2 separate regions of the Homo sapiens genome follow, and region 1 is linked to region 2. A link is a loop called in an ENCODE intact Hi-C map of the cell type or tissue named here. Cell type or tissue: HCT116. All regions are shown on one strand. Each heading gives the region's core, and the rest is flanking DNA. Links, peaks and the distances in the headings are about the cores only.

Evidence for each region. A loop is a pair of places that touch in the nucleus more often than their neighbours do. Peaks named below come from ENCODE experiments on the same cell type or tissue, not always from the same donor. Only the 100,000 strongest peaks of a DNase experiment are listed, where the experiment ranks them.
Region 1: a loop joins it to region 2, with 13 times the contacts of the local background. A loop is called at or near these places in 6 of 110 quality-filtered maps.

The regions. Positions count from the first base shown.
Region 1 is chr10:28,623,727-28,633,396 of GRCh38, forward strand. No RefSeq gene overlaps it. Among named protein-coding and RNA genes, the nearest start is that of BAMBI, 49 kb to the right of the region's middle. RefSeq lists a silencer at 4,486-4,665. In HCT116, for the core only: a CTCF peak has its summit at 4,588 (motif pointing right); a DNase peak (open chromatin) is centred at 4,595.
Region 2 is chr10:28,986,532-28,997,384 of GRCh38, forward strand. No RefSeq gene overlaps it. Among named protein-coding and RNA genes, the nearest start is that of C10orf126, 150 kb to the left of the region's middle. RefSeq lists an enhancer at 4,325-5,524 and a silencer at 5,269-5,563. In HCT116, for the core only: a CTCF peak has its summit at 5,413 (motif pointing left); DNase peaks (open chromatin) are centred at 5,050, 5,390 and 8,498; H3K27ac peaks cover 1,192 bases.

The sequences.
Region 1 (9,670 bases), core at 283-8,282, 360 kb before region 2:
TTCACACTCAGAATAAAACCCAGAGCTCATACCATGGCTTGCGTGTTCAAGCCCCTGGTTATTGCCACGTTTTCATCGCTGCAGTCTCTCCTTGCAGGTTTGCTTTCCTCTGCCTAGAAAGCTCGTGATAGAAATTGGTACAGCTTGCTGCCCCTTTATCAGTCTCCTCAAAGAGGCCGTTCCTGGGCCAGGTGCAGTGGCTTACCCTTGTAATCCTAGCACTTGGGAGGTCAAGGTGGAAGGATTGCTTGAGCTTGAGTTTGAGACCAGCCTTAGTGAGACTTTTTTTGTTTTTTAGCCTTTGCTGATGGCTCATACCATCTAAAAACACCTCCATCACTCTTCACTCAGGTTTTCTTCGAAAGAACACCAGATGTGTTGAGTGAATTGTGAATGTTTAAAGGGCTTTGGACGAATCTGAACCTGTGAAGATGTAAAAAGGTTAATGAATTTTTTTTCTTCGTTTTGATTTTGGTCCCCTCACCTTGAGAGATGGAAGAGGAACAGCAAGTAGCATTTTTTTAAAAAAAATGATTACACTTTACGATTGATCACCAAAACCTAACTGCAAACCTGTCCTAAATTGTTAGCATATGTAGTCTCTAAGCAAGGGTAACCAACTAAACCGGTAATCATAGCCTAAGAGGGACCAGTAAGCATATTCCTAAGAGGAACACGTTTTAGGAGTAAATAAGCCAATGAGAAATGAGATGCTGCTTCTGATGCGACAATCCTGGGGAGATGGACTGGTAGGAGGAAGTGACCCTGCTTCTAAAGCCAGGATTGGGTGAGGCATGGGGGTTGGAGATTGGCCTGGTTTCACTAGGTCACCTGGTTTCACAGGTTTCACCTGTGGTTTAGAAGATGCTTTGACATCCAACCAGCCCCCTTCTGACTTCTAGAACAGGAACCAGGCACTCATCACATTCTAAGCTGTGTCACTAATGAAACATCTGTACTACCCATACCCATCTTAAAGGAAAAAGGCTAGGATGTAAGAATTGCCTGCCTTTGCAATGGATGGGAAGATTAAGATTGAACAGAACTTGATGCCATTGTTTTTCCCCATAAATGAGCTTCCTTTTTTAAGATGCCTTCTGTTAATTGCCCAATTTGATCAGCGTATCTAAGTGTGCTAGTATGAACTGTTTCTTACACTTGTAGGCAGTTCAAGGGCTTTATCTTGGGACAACAGAATGTAAGGACAGTGATTTTTGTCATTTTTGTGACTTATGTATCCCCATCACCTAGAAGAATCAACACACGTTGGAGAATCAACAGATATTTGTCAATAAGCCTTTTAAATTTCACGTTTTGCCCCACATTTTGATGCCTTGACATTTTATTACCTTTATGAACTAAAAAAGTGATAAGCTGAAAATACTACCATGGTTGGTGAGGGCTCTCACTTTTAAGATGTCAAGAGTCGTTTCAGGCTACACTTGTCTGTATCTTCACAAGCACAAGAGTTCCAAAGATACTACCTAAAATACAGTGGTGTGAAAAAATGCTTGATACCATTAATCAGGGAAATGGAAATCAAAGCCACGAGATATCAACTCCACTTTTGACTGTTATCAGATGAAAAATAACATGCTGGCAAGGACTGGAGAAAAGAGAACTCAATCACTGTTGGTGGGAATGTGACACTAGTACAGCCATTATGGAGAGTGGTATGGAGTTTCCTTAAGAAACTACAAATAGGGCCGGGCACAGTGGTGCATGCCTGTAATCCCGGCTACTCAGGAGGCTGAGGCAAGAGAATCGCTTGAACCCGGGAGGCGGAGATTGCAGTGGGCTAAGATCATGCCACTGCACTCCAGCTTGGGCCACACAGAAAGGCACTGTCTTAAAAAACAAACAACAATACAAATAGAACCACCATATGATCCAGCAATTCCTTTAGTAGCATTTCCTATACCTAAAGAAAAGCGTGTATCAGAGATATCTGCAACCCCATGTTTACTGCAGCAAGCACTATTCACAATAGCTAAGATAGAGAATCAACTTAAGTGTCTCTCAGTGGATGGATAAAAGTGTGGTACGTATACACAATGGAATACTATTTGGCCATTAAAAAAATGAAATCCTGTCATTCCCTGGAGGACATTATGTTAAGTGAAATAAGCCAGGAACAGAAAGATACATACTTCTCATATGCAGAACCTAAACAAGTTGGTATCATTGAAGTAGAAAGTCGTTACTAGAGGCTGGGAAGGGGAGAGGGAATAGGGAGAAACTGATTAATTGGTTAAAGGATATAAAATTACAGCTAGACGGGAGAAATAAAAGTGTTCTATAGCACTGTAGGCTGTCTAGTTGATTTTTTTTTTTTTTTTTTTTTTTTTTTTTTGGGATAGAGTCTCACTCTGTTGCCCAGGCTGGAGTGCAGCCTGGGCTCACTGCAACCTCTGCTTCCCAGGTTCAACCTCACTGCAACCATCTCGGCTCATTGCAACCTCCACCTCCCAAGTTCAAGCAATTCTGCTTCTGCCTCCTGAGTAGCCAGGATTACAGGCACCTGTCATTATGCCCAGCTAATTTTTGTATTTTTGTAGAGATGGGGTTTCACCATGTTGGTCAGGCTGGTCTTGAACTCCTGACCTCAGGTGATCCACCCGCCTCAGCCTACCAAAGTGCTGGGATTACAGGTGTGAGCCACCGCGCCCAGCCGAGGGTCCTCTTTTAAATGTGCAAAAAACTTTCCAGTTTGAACACAGTGTGAATTGCCTTCAAGAAATCTCACAGGGATGACATCATAACAGTGGAGCCCTGCAGGCAGGCCTGGGACAAAAAGATGCAGATCTGGGGAAGGAGAGGCTTCATTACAAAATCCTTTTCACTGCTTTTCCCTCAGTGGGGTTTCCAATTATGTGAACCAATTGCAAAATTTTTTCAACATTTACTTTGGTTAAATGCATGTCTCCCAGAAGAATTTGTCAGATGACGGGAGCGATTAACTTCAGAAATGGACGCACTCTCTGGTTCCCACGATCCTAGTGAGATCTTTTCATTCTACTTCTTCCACACATGCCCGTTCCCCTCTGCCCCAACCCTGCAAGACAAGATATCAACTAGCACTTTGGGAACCTTAATCGAGTCTCTTCACCTATTGTTATTTTCCATGTGGACTTTGCTGGAGCTAGCATTTCCTGCTTTAGTGTAAAAACAGAAAAGTGTTAGAAAAGCCGCTGGTAGAGAATGAAGGTGAGAACCTAGGAAGAGAAATGTGTCTGTGTCCAGCACTAGAGGAAGGAACTGAGCTGTTACCATGTAGTTGAACCAGGAAAGAGGAAAACTGTGCCTGGGGACAAGGTCAATGCAAACTGCAGAGCAAATGTCAAGCCTTTCCACTGATGCCTTGGCAGCCATTCATCATGGGGACCCCCTTGTCTGCATCCTCTCTGCTTCCAAAGAATCACTGATGATGGTCAATAGGAGGTTCTTGCTGCAAATCACTCTGGTGAATTGCATTTAATGCCGTGTAAGAATTACCATGTTTTGTTTGGCTGGGGCCACTGAACTTCTCAGGCAGGGGAAGACTGCATATCTCCAAGAAGGTTTAATGCTACCATTGAGTTTCTTGGCTGGAATCCATCCCACATCATTCAGCTTGCTCGTTAGCACCATGCAGTGCCTAGGAGTCCCACTCATATGGAAGGGCACTCATGTCAGCTTTTCTAAGTGTGGATGTTTGACATTCCAGCTGTCTCTCCTCTCTCCTCACTCAACAGTGATGCTGTGACTTCTTATTTTGAAAAATATCAAACGTATAAAAAGTTGAAAGAACTATACAGTGAGCACCTACTCGTATATTCCCCACTGAGATTCAATGATTAACGTGGTCCTATTTCTCTACCTCTCTTTCTCTGTCTCTGTATGCTCTTTTGTTTGAACCATTTGAAAGCCAATTGTAGAAACGGTGGGACATACCCCTACACACTTTAGTGTGACTCTCCTAAGAATAAAGCCATCATCCTACATAACTATAATAAGCTGGGCATGGTGGCTCACACATGTAATCACAGCATTTTGGGAGGCCAAAGCAGGCAGATCACTTGAGGTCAGGGGTTCGAGACCAGACTGGGCAACATGATGAAACCCCATCTCTACTAAAAATACAAAAATTAGCCAGGTGTGGTGGTGCATGCCTGTAGTCCCAGCCACTTGCGAGACTGAGGTACAAGAATCGCTTGAACCTGGGAGGTGGAGGTTGCAGTGAGCCGAGATCGCGCCATTGCACTCCAGCCTGGGTGACAAAGCGAGACTGTCTCAAAAAAAAAAAAAAATTTACATATATACTGTCATCACAAAAGCAAACACAATTTGATGGAATTTGGGGACAGGAATAATTAGAGAAATATCCCTATGGAGGTCAAAGCAGAGGAGGTTTCACGTTCTATTGTGCAAGCAGGCTTTTCCAATTACTCCCTACAAGCATACTGAAATGTTTTACAATGAGCATGTTCTTTTGGAGTCAGAACGAAAAAAAATACAAAACCTTTTAAAGCAGCGGTCAGGAACACTGGGTCTCAGCCACGTCTGTGGTGGCCACTGGGCTTGTCGTGGGCCTTCAACACCAGGTGGCGGTGTTGAGCTACATTCAGCAAGCCGGTACTACCCGGTGAGAAGCCTCCCTGGGAAACTAGGGATGGGGCAAGAGAAGGGTGGTTGCACTTTCAAAGTAAATGTCAGAACTTCAAGTAAATCCCTAAAGACATAGGAAGGGGGAAATGACGGAGAACTTAATGAACATATACCTCTTTTGGGGGAAGATGTTCTATACATTGTCTCAGGAGGCTGATCTACTGAATTCAAACCCTCATTCTGTCCCCTCCTTGTTGACTTGCCATGTACAAGCAACTTGACCCAGAGAATGCTGGGTTTTGTTTTATCCTATGTAGGATGACTGGCAGGGATACGGGTGACGAAAGCCCTGAGCACAGGGCCTGACACCGTGCAAGTGCATACAACGTGCTGGCTACTTAACCATGATGACTCACTTCTCTCCACAACTGAGCCACTGCTGGCTTTGTCCTCTCGAAAACCTCTTCTGCCTCTGCTCTAGTCACCTTGTTCGCAGAGCTACCTGGGTATGGGTGGACAGTGGCTTCTTTTGCAGAGTCAGGGAGGTGGACAGCACCCACATGTTGAGAGCAGGACTGCGTCACAGGCTGCAAGCACAGGAGAGTTATCCATTGGCCTCCAGAGTCCATCCTGTAGCATAAGTGTACTTATACCTGATGGACAAAGAATCTTGATTTTGGGTTCAGAATATATTGGCACAAAACCACCCTAGAATGGAAACATTCAGGCCCTCGGCCGGCTTTGCCAAGCTCCCTCCGGAGCATGCACAGTAGCTGCTTTGTTTCATAGGATGGCATCAGCCTCTCCTAAGAAGCAGGTTGGAGAGGACTCGGGGTCACTGGGTGGCTCATCCCAGCCAGCAAGCTGACCCAGAGCCCTCCCTGACAGCTCTTGCCACTGCCCACGTCCACCCAACATTGCACTGATTTCTTCTACCTGCTGCCGGTGTGTGCCCTCCCTTGTCAGAGCTCCTCTTGCCCCTTTCTCCTGGGAATGCCCGCCTCTTCCTCTAGGTATCTGCACCCAGCATCGTTCAAGAGCTGGGCAAATGCCCCTTCTTAGTGCAGATCCACTCTGCTATCTCCAGCTGTTTCCTCTGCCTGGAATGATCCCCCAAGAGTCTCAGGTGATTGGTTCCTTCACACCTCCTAGGTCTTGGCTGCAGTGCCCCTCCCCGGGGGACCTTCCCTTCCTAGTCTCGCTATCCTGTCACTCTGGGTATTTTCTTTTTCTTTTTTTTTTTTTTTGAGATGGAGTTTTGCTCTGTCACCCAGGCTGGAGTGCAGTGGCGCAATCTCGGCTCACTGCAACCTCCACTTCCCAGGTTCAAGCAATTCTCCTGCCTCAGCCTCCCAAGTAGCCAGGATTACAGGCGCCCGCCACCATGCCCAGCTAATTTCTGTATTTTTAGTAGAGAAGGGATTTCACCATGCTGTCCAGGCTTGTCTCCAACTCCCGACCTCAGGTGATCCGCCTGCCTCAACCTCCCAAAGTGCTAGGATTACAGACGTGCGCTACCATGCCCGGCCCACTCTGCGTATTTTTTTCATGGCATGTGGCCCTCTCTAAGTTTACACTAATTTATCTGTATCAGGAAAGGTCATTTTATTTTTAACGTATTTATGGTTTCTTTCCTGCTACTCGAGTAATAAATAAACTCACCAAGGGCAGGGACTTGGTCTTGTTTATTGACTGCTCGGTCCCCACACCTACAGTAGGGCCTGGCACATGAGAGATGCTCCATATGCCAGATGTGGTGGCTCACACCTGTCATCCCAGCACTTTGGGAGGCCAAGGTGGGAGGATTACTTGAGGCCAGGAGTTCAAGACCCTGTCTCTAACAAAATCAAAAATTATCTGGGCACAGTGATACCCACCTGTAATCCTAGTTCCTTGGGAGGCTGAGGCAGGGGTATCACTTGAGCCCTGGAGTCCGAGGCTGCAATGAGTCATGATTGTGCCACAGCAGTCCAGCCTTGGTGACAGAGCAAGAGCCAATCTCTTAAAAATAAAGTGCTTGGTAAAAATTACTGAATGAATAAAGACCCCGGCCCCCAAACTGGAAGCAGTCATACACTCTGGCAAACTCCCTCTTGCTCTTTGTCTGAACCTCTCTCATCCTGTGGAAGCTGATAGCTCTGGGGCTCTTCTGTCCAGACAAGCTGGAAGTGAGATGGGAAACAGCAGCCCCAGCACACTCAGCTTTGTGTCTTTGAGAATGCTTGCCTTGTGTATCATTCCTTGGCTGGTTTTGGCTGTCTTCTGGCCTCAGGTTTATCCTTTGGTGTTTATAGGAGTTTTCTGAGCTGGGGAGGATCCTCAAGTCTACCATTCTGGTGACCCTATGCACATGCCACTCAGATCTGCATTGATCCGTGAGCAGTGGAAGCAGTCTAGACCGCGCCTAGGACATAGGAAAGGAATAAAGGAGCAAACTGTTTAGCAACATGGAAGCTGCAGGAAGCATCTGCCTGCCCTATTCTAACCACTCTGAAAAACCCAAAGCCTTGTGGCTGGAGGGATCTACTTCCCATTCACTCTCATCGTGTAAGCCGACTTGGCTTCTGTACCTCCATGCCATGGACCGGCTTAGAGGAGAAGGACATAGGGCTGCTGCGGGTGGAACAGGGTTAGCAGTGCAGGTGAGCAACAGCCCAAAGTGGACAGTGATTCTTTTTGTTTGTTTGTTTGTTTGTTTGTTTTGAGACAGTCTTGCTCTGTTGCCCAGGCTAGAGTGCAGTGGGACAATCATAGCTCACTGTAGCCTTGAACTCCTGGGCTCAAGTGGTTCTCCCACCTCAGCCTCCCGAGTAGCTGGGACTACAGTTGTGCACCACCATGCCCGGCTAATTTTTTAATTTTTTATAGAGACAGGGTCTCACTCTATTGCCCAGGCTGGTCTGGAACTCCTGGCTTCAAGCAATGCTCCCACCTTGGACTCCTAAGTACATGTGACTAGAGGTGTGAGCCACCATGCCCAGCTAACAGTGATTGATCTATACAGGAAGATAGCAGCCAGAGGCTGACAGCAAGTGAGAGGGCAGGAGCCTGTACAGACTAGGAAAGGGGTTAGGTCATGGGTGAGGAGACCAAGGCTTAGTTCAACAACCATGGACACAATGAGCACCTAGTGGAGGGGCACAAAGGTTCCAGCCCACATGGAACTCACTGCATGGATTTGTGCAAAGCTCTATTCTCAACAGAGTCTGGGTTGGAAGGCAAAGAAACTAAGAAAGGCGAGTGCCCTGAGAGGATTGGGGACAAGCTGAAACTCAGCTGGCACAGGAGGACCTGGGCTTTCTCTACATGTTGAGTTTATAGTACAGGGCAAGGTGGAATTAATCTCCAAAGTGAGCACCAAGTTGTCAGCCAAGACAATCAGTGAAAAGAAATGTAGTGGCTAGGAGTTCAAGACCAGCCTGGGCAGCATAGCGAGACCCCATCTCTACAAAAAAATTAAAAAATTAGCTGGCAAGGTGGTGCACCTATAGTCCCAACTACTCTGGAGGCTGAGGTGGGAGGATTGCTTGAGCCCAGGAATGAGGTTGGGTTTACAGTGACAATGAGCCGTAATTGTGCCACTGCATTCCAGCCTGGGTGACCAAGTAAGACCCTGTCTCTCTCTCTCTCTAAAAAAAAAAAAAAAAGAGAGAAAAGAAAAAAAAAAACAAAGAAATTCAGGTGAACCTGAGTTCAAATGTCAACCCTGCTCATTTCTAATTGTAAGACTGCGCAAATCAGCTCTCAGAGTGCATGTGAGTTCCTCTTGCCTCACCAGGGGACTGGGTGACCTTCTCTGGCTTTTTTGTTTGTTTGTTTTTGAGACAGGGTTTTGTTTTGTCACCCAGGCTGGAGTGCAGTGGCATGATCTCTGCTTCCTGCCACCTTCCAGGCTAAAATGACCCTCCCATCTCAGCCTCCTGAGTAGCTGGGATGACAGGTGTGGGCACCACCACATCCAGTTAATTTTTGTGTATTTTTGGTAAAGACAGGGTTTCATCGTGTTGCCCAGGCTGGTATTGAACTCCTGAGCTCAAGCGATCCATCCACCTCAACCCTTCAAAGTACTGTGATTACAGGCATGAGTCACAGTGCCCAGCTGCATAAGTTTCTCTGAACGGTGACTGTAAAAACTTAATGAGATCACGTAGGTAATGTGCCAGCCCAGTGTTTGGCCCATAGAATGTGCTCAAGAAATAGTACTTATTACAGCTAGGATAATTGGGTGAAAAGCAGGCATTAGTAAGATAGTGAAGTTTATTTTTCTAAGGAGTTAGCAAGAAATTAAAACAGAAAAACACGTGTAAAGAGACTGATGATATTCATATGGGCCTGCTTAACTCTGAGCTTTGCTATTTTACTCAGGTCACTTAGAGGAATAAAAGAAAGTAAAATTCAGCTGGGAGAAGCCAAGTCTACTGAATGACACATCATTCTTCTCTTTGCCAAAGACAGAGATGCTAGTTAGTGGGTTGAGCACTCACCAATGAGTAGGTGCTCTCTTACCTCTGCAGAACTGCAAGCATATTAATGACTGCTTTGTAACCAATGCCTGGGAGCTTTTTTTTTTTAAACCTTAAGAGGAGGAAACTTGAAAAATCTTCCTGAGAGAAAAGGCAATATAAGTTGATTTCACAGTTAACACCTGAGAGTGCTTAATTTGAACCAGGAATGTGTGCATATGTGTGTGTGTATATGTGTGTGTGTGTGTCTCTTTACTGCATCTTCATTTGTTGCTTTCTACAATTAGAAATCATGAAGAGGGGCTGGGAGCGTTGGCTCACGCCTGTAACCCCAGCATTTTGGGAGGCCTAGGCGGGCAGATCACCTGAGGTCAGGAGTTCGAGACCAGCCTGACCAACATGGAGAAACCCCATCTCTACTAAAATTACAAAATTAACCGGGCGTGATGGCACATGCCTCTAATCCCTGGTACTCGGGAGTCTGAGGCAGGAGAATCATCTGAACCCGGGAGGTGGAGGTTGTGGTGAGCCGAGATGGCACTACTGCACTCCAGCCTGGGCAACAAGAGCGAAACGCCGTCTCAAACAAAAAAAAAAAAAAAAAAGAAAGAAAAAAAGGA
Region 2 (10,853 bases), core at 1,395-9,394:
AAGACTTATCCGAAGGCCACTGACGTGTCTAGGTGGTTCCATCCAGTCTGAGGAACAGTCCTACCCCTATTACATGAAGAACTATCATTGGGATTTTCCAGTTTCTTAGAAAGATGTTCATGTTTCTTTGTATGAATTCTTGGCAACCTCCCGAGCAATTTATCATAAAAGCTCATGTGCGTAAAGTGCAAAATCCTTCTCAAAAGACTTCCACAATTTTTATTTTTGTCCTCTCGTGTGATCCTCATCACAATACAATGATCTGAGGCATGAAAGTGGTTTTTTTTTTTTTTTTTTTTAAGACATGGTCTTGCTCTGTTGCCCAGGCTGGTTTCAAACTCCTGAGCTCAAGTGATCCTCCCGCATCAGCCTCCCAAAGTGCTGGGACTATAGGTACACAACACCATGCCCTGCTGGAAGTGGCATTTTTATTCCCACTTTACGTAGGAGCATTTCCTCACCCAAAGCAGAGACTGTTAAAGGGTTGATCCAGGTTTCTCCGGCCTGGGAGACTTTTGGAGTAGAACTTGGGTCTTCCAACTTCCTGTCCCATGCCTGACACCTGACACCATGCTGCCTGCTCAGGGACCATTGCTGACCCATCTTTCACTGCCAGGCCCTCCTCCTCCTCAGAAGACTTTATCTCTCCCTCCTTTAAAGCTGAATTTAGTGACAATATATTTTATTTTTGACTCCCACTGTTTCTTTAGTTTTTTGGTTTTTGTTTTTTAAATTTCAGACAGAGTCTTGCTCTGTCGCTCAGACTGGAGTGCAGTGGCATGATCTCGGCTCACCACAACCTCCGCCTCCCGGGTTCAAGCAATTCTCATGCCTCAGTCTCCCAAGTAGCTGGGACTACAGGCACCTGCCCCCACACCTGGCTAATTTTTTATATTTTTAGTAAGAGATGGGGTTTCCCCATGTTGCCCAGGCTGGTCTCAAACTCCTGATCTCAGGTGATCTGCCTGCCTCGGCCTCCCAAAGTGCTGGGATTACAGGCGTGAGCCACCATGCCCGGCCATAGATTTTTATTATTCAAATACCAATACGTCGTTGTTGTAACGGATTTAAATTATGTATGAGAATATAGAGCCCAGTGTGAAAGGGCCCATTCCTGGCTTGGAGCTTATACATCCTGGCTGCTGTCCTGGGCCACCAGGGAATGTCTGCTTTCCCTCCCTTCCAGTATGTCTTTCCTCCTCCTCTTCCTTTTTTCCTCGTCATCCTCTTCCCTTTCCTCCTTCTCCTCCTTTCTCCTTCCTTCTCCTCTTCCCCTTCTTCTTCCTACTTCTCCTTTTCCCCTTCACTTTCTTTCCCCTCACATCTCTCTTTCTTCTCCCATATGTATTTAAATAAAATAAGGATGTTGTTTTACACAAATAAAAAAATAGTTTTAGAAACATGCCTTGGTGGAAAGCAAGAATTTTTTCAAAACCTTTCTTATATAAAGGAAAACGACACAAAGCCTCCTGTAGTGTAGAGCTGGAGCTAATTTTAGGAAGAAGGAGGATTTGACACACATGAAGGAAAAGAGAAGCTCGTTCGCCACGAGACGTGGGGAGCCAAGACAGGGAGTGAGACAAAATAAAACCCCGTGAGTCACCTTTGAGCTCTCTCCTCCTCCCCATCCCAAATGCAGGCTACCAGCAAATCCTCCCTGCTCTATCTTCATAACATATCCAAAATCTGGCCGGGCACGGTGGCTCATGCCTGTAATCCCAGTGATTTGGGAGGCCGAGGTGGGCGGATCACTTGAGGTCAGGAGTTTGAGACCAGCCTGGCCAACATAACAAAATCCCATTTCTACTAAAAATACAAAAATTAGCCGGGCGTGGTGGTGGGCAGCTGTAACGCCAGCTACTCTGGAGGCTGAGGCACGAGAATTGCTTGAACCCGGGAGGCGGAGGTTGCAGTGAGCTGAGATTGCACCACTGCACTCCAGCCTGGGCAACAGAGCAAGACTCTGTCTCAAAAAACAAAACACACACACACACACACACACACACACACACACACACACATATCCCAAATCCTTCCTTTTTTCATCACCTCCCAACTCACATCCTGGTGCATGCCATGAGCATCTCTTTCCTGGATTTTTGCAGCTGCCCCACTGGTGTGCCAGAGCCAGCTTGTTAAATCACCTGAGCCGAATATGAAGTTTCCAGGAATTCTGCAAGTTAGTTGTTAAATGCAACCATTACTAAAAATTAAACAATATAAACTTATTATTAAATTATATTAAAAACCAAGGTAATAAATATTTAGAAGTCAACGCTTCCTGATTTTACTCCATTTTACGGAGGCCGTTGATCTGTATTGTATTCACATGGTAGGAATACTGTACGATGCCAGGCTGCTGCACATCTCTCCCCAACTCTGCTTTTATTCTTTTTATTGATCTATTTATTTATTTGGAGATAAGGTCTTGCTCTGTCTCCAGGCTGTTAGAGTGCAGTGGTACAATCATGGCTCACTACAGCCTCAAACTCCCGGGTTCAAGTGATCCTCCCGCCTCAGCCTTTCAGGTAGCTAGCACCACAGGTGCATGCCACCATGCCTGATTACTTTTTATTTTGTATTTTGTAGAAATGGGATCTCACTATGTTGCCCAGGCTGGTCTTGAACTCCCGGGCTCAAGCAGTCCTCCCACCTCGGCGTCCCAAAGCACTGGGATTACCAGTGTGAGCCACCATGGCCTGCCTGTTTTCAGCTTTATTGGTGGAAATCAGCTATGGTGGAAGTATGAACACCACAGAAATCACCAAACACTACAAATCAGTAGTGGTCAACACTTTATAAATGCTCACTGGCCGTTTCACTCTGAATGAACAAAAGTCCCCATCTTCTGAAGAACTCACCAGGCCTGAAGCCTCCCCGCAATTCCCAACATACACCTTCTTCCCTAGTCTGGTAAGTTTATCCTACTGAAATACTACACCTGGAAGCCCAGCTAAAGTCTCACCTCTCTAGTGGAACTTTCCTTCTATTTTATTTATCTGGTCTTCCTGTTTTCCAATTCTTTTTATTTCATATACACAGTCTCACACTAACCTGTTCCTCAATGTCTCTGACTTTACTGTAAGTTCATAGACAGAGTCCATACACATTAGGTGCTCAATAAAGGCATATCAGGGGCTGGGCACGGTGGCTCATGCCTGTAATCCCAGCACTTTGGAGGGCTGACATGGGTGGATCACTTGAGCTCAGGAGTTCGTGACCAGCCTGGGCAACATGGTGAAGCCCTGTCTACAAAAATTAGCTGGGCATGGTGGTGCATGCCCGCAGCCCCAGCTACTTGAGAGGCTGAAGTAGGAGGATCGCTTGAGCCTGGGTGGTTGAAGCTGCAGTGTGCAGTGAGCATGTCACGGCACTCCAGACTGGGCAACCGAGCAAGACTCTGTCTCCAAAAAGCAACAACAAAAACAAAAGACAAATCACTGATGCAGGACTAGAGACCTGGCCCAAGATAATGTTACTAAGAGTAGTGAAAACAGATTTAAATATCATTATCATCTGATGGACCTAACCTTTCTGTCATTTGTTTCACTCATTTGCATAACCATCTGTGAGGTAAGCAATATTATCTGAACTTTACAGATGACAAAGTTAAGAAACTTGCCAGGTCAGACGGCTAGTAGGAGGCAGAGCTGGAACTTGAATCTGTGCTCTTTCTAAGAGGAGGAATTACTGGAGGAAAATGACCGAGGTTTCCATGGTAAATTGAATTGTGTTGGGAACTATACATGGTATTGGAGACTGCTCTGGTGGCACCATGAATGCCCTGACTTGGATACTCTTGTTTTCCAGGTAAAGAGACTGTATGTGGTGTTTTGACATTTTTCCAGAATCCCAATGTGCACAAGAGGCTTTCTGGGTGTGAGACATTTGTAACTAGGGGAATTAGTGCTATCCTGTTGGGCTGGCCTCTTGGAAGTGATTTGCCTTGGTTTTTCTCAGTGAGGGGACTGAAGTTGGGGAAAATGACAACAAGGAATTGTAGCCCTTCTTGCTGTGGTTGGCTGTGACAACACATGACACACATCATCCCCTCCACAACCAGAACAGGGATTCATGGGGACCCCAGAAGGCTTGACTGATGGACTAAAATGTGGGCTTTGATGGCCTCCTTCTTTTGGCCCTGCTTTTGTTTTTTATTGTTGTTGTTGTTGTTTGTTTGATTGTTTGTTTTTTCTGAGATAGGGTCTCACTGTTTTTGCAGGCTGGAGTGCAGTGGCATGATCACGGCTCACTGCAGCCTTGATCTCCCCAGGTTCAGGTGATCCTCCCACCTTAGCCTCTCAAGTAACTGGGACTACAGGCACGTGCCACAATGCCCAGCTAGTTTTTGTATTTTTTATAGAGAAAGGGTTGTGTTGCCCAGGCTGGTCTTGAACTTCTGGACTGAAGCCACCCTCCCACCTTGGCTTCCCAAAATGCTGGGACTACAGGTGTGAGCCACCACTCCTGGACTTGGGCCTGCTTTTGAATGATGCCAAGGCCGTCACGGTGGTCTCAAAGTCAAGCAATACAGTCAACCCAGAACCATGTTGGGCTCATCTGATCTTAGAGTCAGCCTCTCTCTGATACATTTAGATCATGTATTAGAACGGCAGCAAAAGGCACATGATTGTAGAGAGGGATGAGCTTTAACCAAGGTTAAAGAGCTTTGGCTCTTACTGGTGATGGTCCTGAAGTCAGTTATTTTGCCTCTCTTTGCCTCGGAGTTTCTTCATTTGCACAATAGGGGTAATGTTAGGATTAAAGGAGATAAAGTATGGGTCTAGTACATGGTCAATGATCATCAAGACGAAGGTTTTCTTGCAGAAATACAGGTCGGGCCCCTCAGCAGGGATTTGGCTGGTCCCACCTGATGTCATTCTTCCCACTAGTTTCAAACTGGGCTGCTCGCCTGTGGCCAGGGAGTGTATTCCAAAGCATTCCTGTTCGCCAGCTCAGGCCTCAGGGCTGCTGTGAAGCTGCAATTCCTTTCATGGAGCTCATGTGTGTGACAGGGTGTGCCCAGCTCTTAAAGTGCTTTGAAGAAAATGCCTTTGTGCTAAAAGCTCTATAAATATAAGGCGCAGACCTGGGCGTGGTGTTTCCAGAATACTCCCAATTTGATGTTAGCTGTCATCAAAGGCTCAGGTCATAGAAAAGTTGGAAATGGGGGTGGTTTGCCAATTCAGTGATTCCCCAAAGCAGAGATGATTGTTTTTTCTTTTTTTTTCCAACTTCCATTGCTTGATGGTACAAGGCCCATGTTGCCTTTCTTGTGTCCAGAACTACACAAACCTGATTTCAAGTATCCTTTTGAAGAATTACCAATTGCATACTCTCTCTCTACCCCTTTCTTCCCCACCCCACCCACCAACCATCCAGAGCCATCCAACAGCTCCTCCTGGTGGCCATTGCGGAGAGAGATTCTCTGATCACACACCTTTACCTTCAGTATGAATGTGCTTCATTCATTTATTCAACCACTTTTTATTGGTTAACTACTATGCACAAGGCATCTTGCTAGATGCTGGAGATACCAATAGAACAAATAGGGTTCCTGCCTTCATGGGGTCACAATTCTGTGAGGAAACAGACAAACAAGTGATTATAATTACACAATGACTGTGTCATAACAAAAGTATGTACAAGAGCATGGGGGAGGAGCAGGAAAGGAACCTAAGGCATGTTGATATTGAAGCTAAGAAGGCCACAACTTCAGGGCCTTCTCATTTGCATGGTCCCCTTCTGAGGCCATATCACATGTGCATATAACACACACACACACACACACACACACACACACACACACACACACATATTTTTTTCAGACAGGGTCTTGGTCTGTCACCCAGGCTGGAGTGCGGTAGCGATCACAGCTCACTGCAGCCTCAAACTCCTGGGGTCAAGCGATCCTCTCGTTTCAGCCTCCGGAGTAGCTGGGATAACAGGTACACACCACCACACCTGGCTAATTTTTGTATTTTTTGTACAGACTGGGTTTTGCTATGTTGCCAAGACTGGTCTCAAACTCCTGGCCTCAAGTGATCCTTCCTCCTCAGCCTCCCAAATTGCTGGAATTATAGGTCTTAGCCACCATCCCTGGCCTATGGTCATAGATTTTTATAAAATTTACAGGAGTAACCCATTTTGAAGGAATCAGTTAAGATTACACTTGTCTTCTGCACTAACACTTACTGTCATATTTCTCCTGTTATTGGGGGACATGGAAGCAGGAAAAGTTGTCTTTGGAACTGGCTTAGGGAGGGTTGAGTTGGGGATAGAATTCATTTGGGTTTAGTGAGGTTTTTTGTTGTTGTTGTTGTTGTTTGTTTTTTTTTTTTCTTTTTTTGAGATGGAGTTTTGCTCTTGTTGCCCAGGCTGGAGTGCAATGGCGCGATCTCAGCTCTCTGCAACCTGCCCCTCCCGAGTTCAAGTGATTCTCCTGCCTCAGCCTCCCGAGTAGCTAGGATTACAGGCATGCGCCACCACACCCGGCGAATTTTGTATTTTTAGTAGAGACGGGGTTTCTCCATGTTGGTCAGGCTGGTCTCGAACTCTTGACCTCAGATGATCGGCCCACCTCAGCCTCTCAAAGTGCTGGGAATACAGGCATGAGCCACCATGCCCGGCCCCTGGGTTTAGTGAGATATTTTTATGGGTTCATAGTTAAGCTATTGTCAGGCTTCCTTGTGTAGGAGCAGCTTCCAGAAATACTTCTATCACCCACCTTTCTGACTCAGCAACGCTGTGACATAAAGCTTCATGATCAGAGGCTACATCACAATTTAAACATGTCTGCTAGCTCCGGACACCAGAGCTAGGTGAACAATGGAGGAGAAACGTGATTTAGATAGATGGAGCCAGAAGCTAGTCTGCGGAATGTTCTTCAAATTATCAGACGTGTCACTTTGTAAGCAGAGGATTTGGTTGTGGGAAAACTTGAGAGAGGCTTCTGCAGATGTGGGAGCAGTTTTCAACACTTTTTTTTTTTTTTGAGACGAAGTCTCACTCTTGTCCCCCAGGTTGGAGTGCAATGGCACGATTTTGGCTCACTGCAGCCTCTGCCTCCTAAGTTCAAGCAATTCCCCTGCCTCAGCCTCCCAAGTAGCTGGGATTACAGGTGCCTGCCACCACGCTCGGCTAATTTTTGTATTTTTAGTAGAGATGGGGTTTCACCATGTTGGCCAGGCTGGTCTCGAACTCCTGACCTCAGGTGATCCGCCCACCTCAGCCTCCCAAAGTGCTGGGATTACAGGTGTGAGCCACCGCATCCGACCCAGTCTTCAATGACATCACTACTGAGTTTTGAAGCTGGAAGACATGTTTTCAAACAATCTATAGGCTAAAGCAAATCACCATAAAGTGTTAGAGCAAAGAGAGTGGATCTTTTTTAATCCTCTGTATAGAAAAAAAAGGTAGAAAATTGTTTTATGAAGAAGAGATCAGCGTTTGCAGCTAAAAAGTAGAGGAAAGAGAACTATTCTAGAGGCATATGAGGCAGTCACTATTTCTGTGGATTTTGTAATATCTGTGGAATTTGTCAGATGTTATTGTGATATGTTATGATTTTATACTCATTCTAAATAAATGTTCATTTTCATGCCTAATTTTTCATTTGTAATTCTGGATTCTTTTCTTTCATACTTCAGACTCTATACAACTTGGATCAGGCCTGGGAAAGAGACCCTAAGTGTGTCCTGGGGAGGACCAGTGGGGCTTCATGGAGGGTCAGTGTGGGTGCCAAGAGATGGAGGAACCTTATGAGTTGGCCAAGGGCAAAGTGAGCAAGGGAATTTCCAGGCAGAGAGGAAAAGTCAAGAGGCCTATGAGAGCCCTTCTGTAGAGGAAAGTGGGATATTGCAACTGAGGGCATGGAAGTGATCAAGGCCCCCAGGCCAGGTCATAGAGAGCTCTTCTGCTGTCCACAGGGTTCCCAAGGGAGGACCCCTGAGCGTTCAGGCAGGGAGTAGGCAGATGCTGATTTGGGGGTCCGCTAACTTTTCCTCTGTCTTTATCACTCAGCTTTTGATGAATTCTACCTTTTCTCATCTCTCTGTACATATCCCCTTAATCTTCCTCCTTCCTCATACTTTTTGGTTAATTCCTTTGACTGCCCTCTTCACTACCCTTCCACACCAAGGAAGGCTTTTTTATTTTTTTAAATTTTTTTCAGAGAGAGTCTTGCTCTGTTGTCCAGGCTGGAGTGCAGTGGCTCGATCTTGGCTTACTGCAACCTCTGCCTCCTGGGTTCAAGCAATTCTCCTGCCTCAGCCTCCTGAGTAGCTGGGATTACAGGTGCCCACCACCACGCCTGGCTAGTTTTTGTATTTTTTTTAGTAGAGACAGGGTTTCACCATGTTGGCCGGGCTGGTCTCAAACTCCTGACCTCAAGCAATCCTCCTGCCCCAACCTCCCAAAGTGCTCGGATTACAGGTGTGAGTCACCGCACCCGGCCCAAGTAGTGCTTTTTTGTCTCTCTCCTGTTGATTGTGAAATAGGAATGACTACAATCACCAAAGGAACTAACACAATGTTAGTGAGTACCCATAAGTGTTCAGTGCTGAGTAAGTAGTTGATAATTAAAATGGTAAAGGTATTGCCCTCAAGAATCCTGTTGGCTATGGGGAGATTCAGCTAAACAAGCAAACAGATATCTGATTTTTAATAAATGCGAGAAAAGAAACCATGTACTGTACCACAGTTGATTTATCCATTCATCCATCAATGGACATTTGGCTGATCCCACCTTTTGCTTATTGTGAATGGTGCTGCATTCATCTGTCTGCATTCGTGTGAGTAGCAGTCTTTTGTTCTTTGGGTACAGACCTAGGAGTGGAATTGCTACAATTTGTGTTTCGATGCTTTGTCCTTCTATCTTCCTGGAATCTCGATTTATCAATTATTTCCCATGCTTCTTCAATATTTACATTTTTTCCACCACTCCCTCCCTTCTGGTGTACAGGACATGGAAAGATCCAATCTGAAATAAATATTCAAATACTGTGAAAAAAAGTTCCTATGATTTTCAGATACAGAAACCTCAATGTTAAGCCATTGCGGAAAATCTTTATTTCACAAAAGGATCTGAAAAGTACGAAGGGAACTGAGGAGAAAGAAAATCTCAACAAAAGCAGTTCTGGGAAACCATCTCTCATCAGCCTTCATTCTTGAGTGATGACCACCATACTAGATTTTATCGTCTTCTTGGACTTACGAAAACAAAGGTTTCACATAGATTGAGACCCACTTCTCTACCTTTCCACAGGTTGATTTATTTCTTGATTTAGTGAGCTTGCAAATATAGATAGATTACTTTCTTAAGCTGCTTCATGAGATGGAGCAACCTGCAGCTGGGGTGACACAAGCATACTACAAAGTCCTGCTGCCTTGTGGTGGGAAGGACTTGGGCTGGAGAACCGCAGACTGTATTCCTGGACAAACAACTGAAGCCATTCTGTACTCTGCAGAATATGAAAATTAAAGCAAAACTCTTTGCAACAATGCCCGAGTTGCTTTCTAAGTTTCCTTTCAGCTTTAGAAGCCTAAGATTCTAAATATATTGCTGGCTTTGTCGTGTAATCAGATACAAAGGTGGGACCATTCCTATTGACATTTCTTACTCTGAGTCTAAGCATAAGAGGTTTGTTGAAATAGAAATTGGCTAATTAGCATATTTCCATTTCTAAAAAGTACATTGACTTCACTTCCCTTTGCACTTGTGTGTTCTGCATGTTTTATGTGGAGTATTTGGTGAAGACTGTCTCACAAGAAGGTCCTAGCTTTAGCAACTTGGGGGAATTCTTCAGTTGAAACTCCAGGTAGTTCTTATCAGATACTTTGACAAGCCCCTAACTAGAAAGAGGAAAATGTTTTGCAGTTTGTTGTAAAACTCTTCAAAGACATTATTCTATCTTTTTGGTAAAACGATTCCATTTCATGCTCCTACTACATTCTTTGCATTCTCTTCTTGTTTCATCTCAAAGATACTTGTTTTCTCTATGAGTGACTTTCATGTGGTTTTTCGTGTGTTATAATTTCTTTTCTTTGGATGAATAGTCTATATTCATGGTGGTTTTAAGAAGCATGAGTGAGGCCTGGGATGCTTTTTTTTTTTTTTTGAGACCGAGCCTCTCTTTGTCACCCAGGCAAGAGGGCAATGGCGAAATCTCGGCTCACTGCAACTTCCACCTTCAGGTTCAAGCGATTCTCCTGCCTCAGCCTCCCAAGTAGCTGAGATTACAGGTGCCTGCCACCACGCCCAGCTAATTTTTGTATTTTTGTAGAGACGAGTTTTCACCATGTTGGCCAGGCTGGTCTCGAACTCCTGACCTCAGGTGATCCACCTGTCTCGGCCTCCTAAAGCGCTGGGATTATAGGCATGAGCCACCACACCCAGCCCTGGGATGCTTATTTTATCTGAGGAACACAACCTCAATCAGGCTGCATGGATGTACTGAAACAAAGCACAACAGACCCATCTTTGCAAAGGTAAGTGGCCACATGCACAAACTCTCCAAAAATGAACCTAGCGTAGCAAGAGATACAAATAGCATAGGCAAGCCTGAAGGTCTACATAGTCACCTCTTAATGGGATGCTTATTTTATCTGAGTAAGAGGTGACTCAGGCTTGCCTATGTTATTTCTGTCCCTTGCTAAGCAAGGTTCATTTCTGGATACCCTCTGCATGCGGCCACTTACCTTTCCTCAGATGGGTCTATTGTGCTTTGTTTCAATCCGTCCATGCAGCCTGGTTGAGGTTGTGTTCCTACAGGTTGCGAGTCTCAGTTCCCAAACAGGTGCCCTTTGTCTGTAATCTACTTGGAGACACTGTCCTGCATTGATTCTTTCCTGCA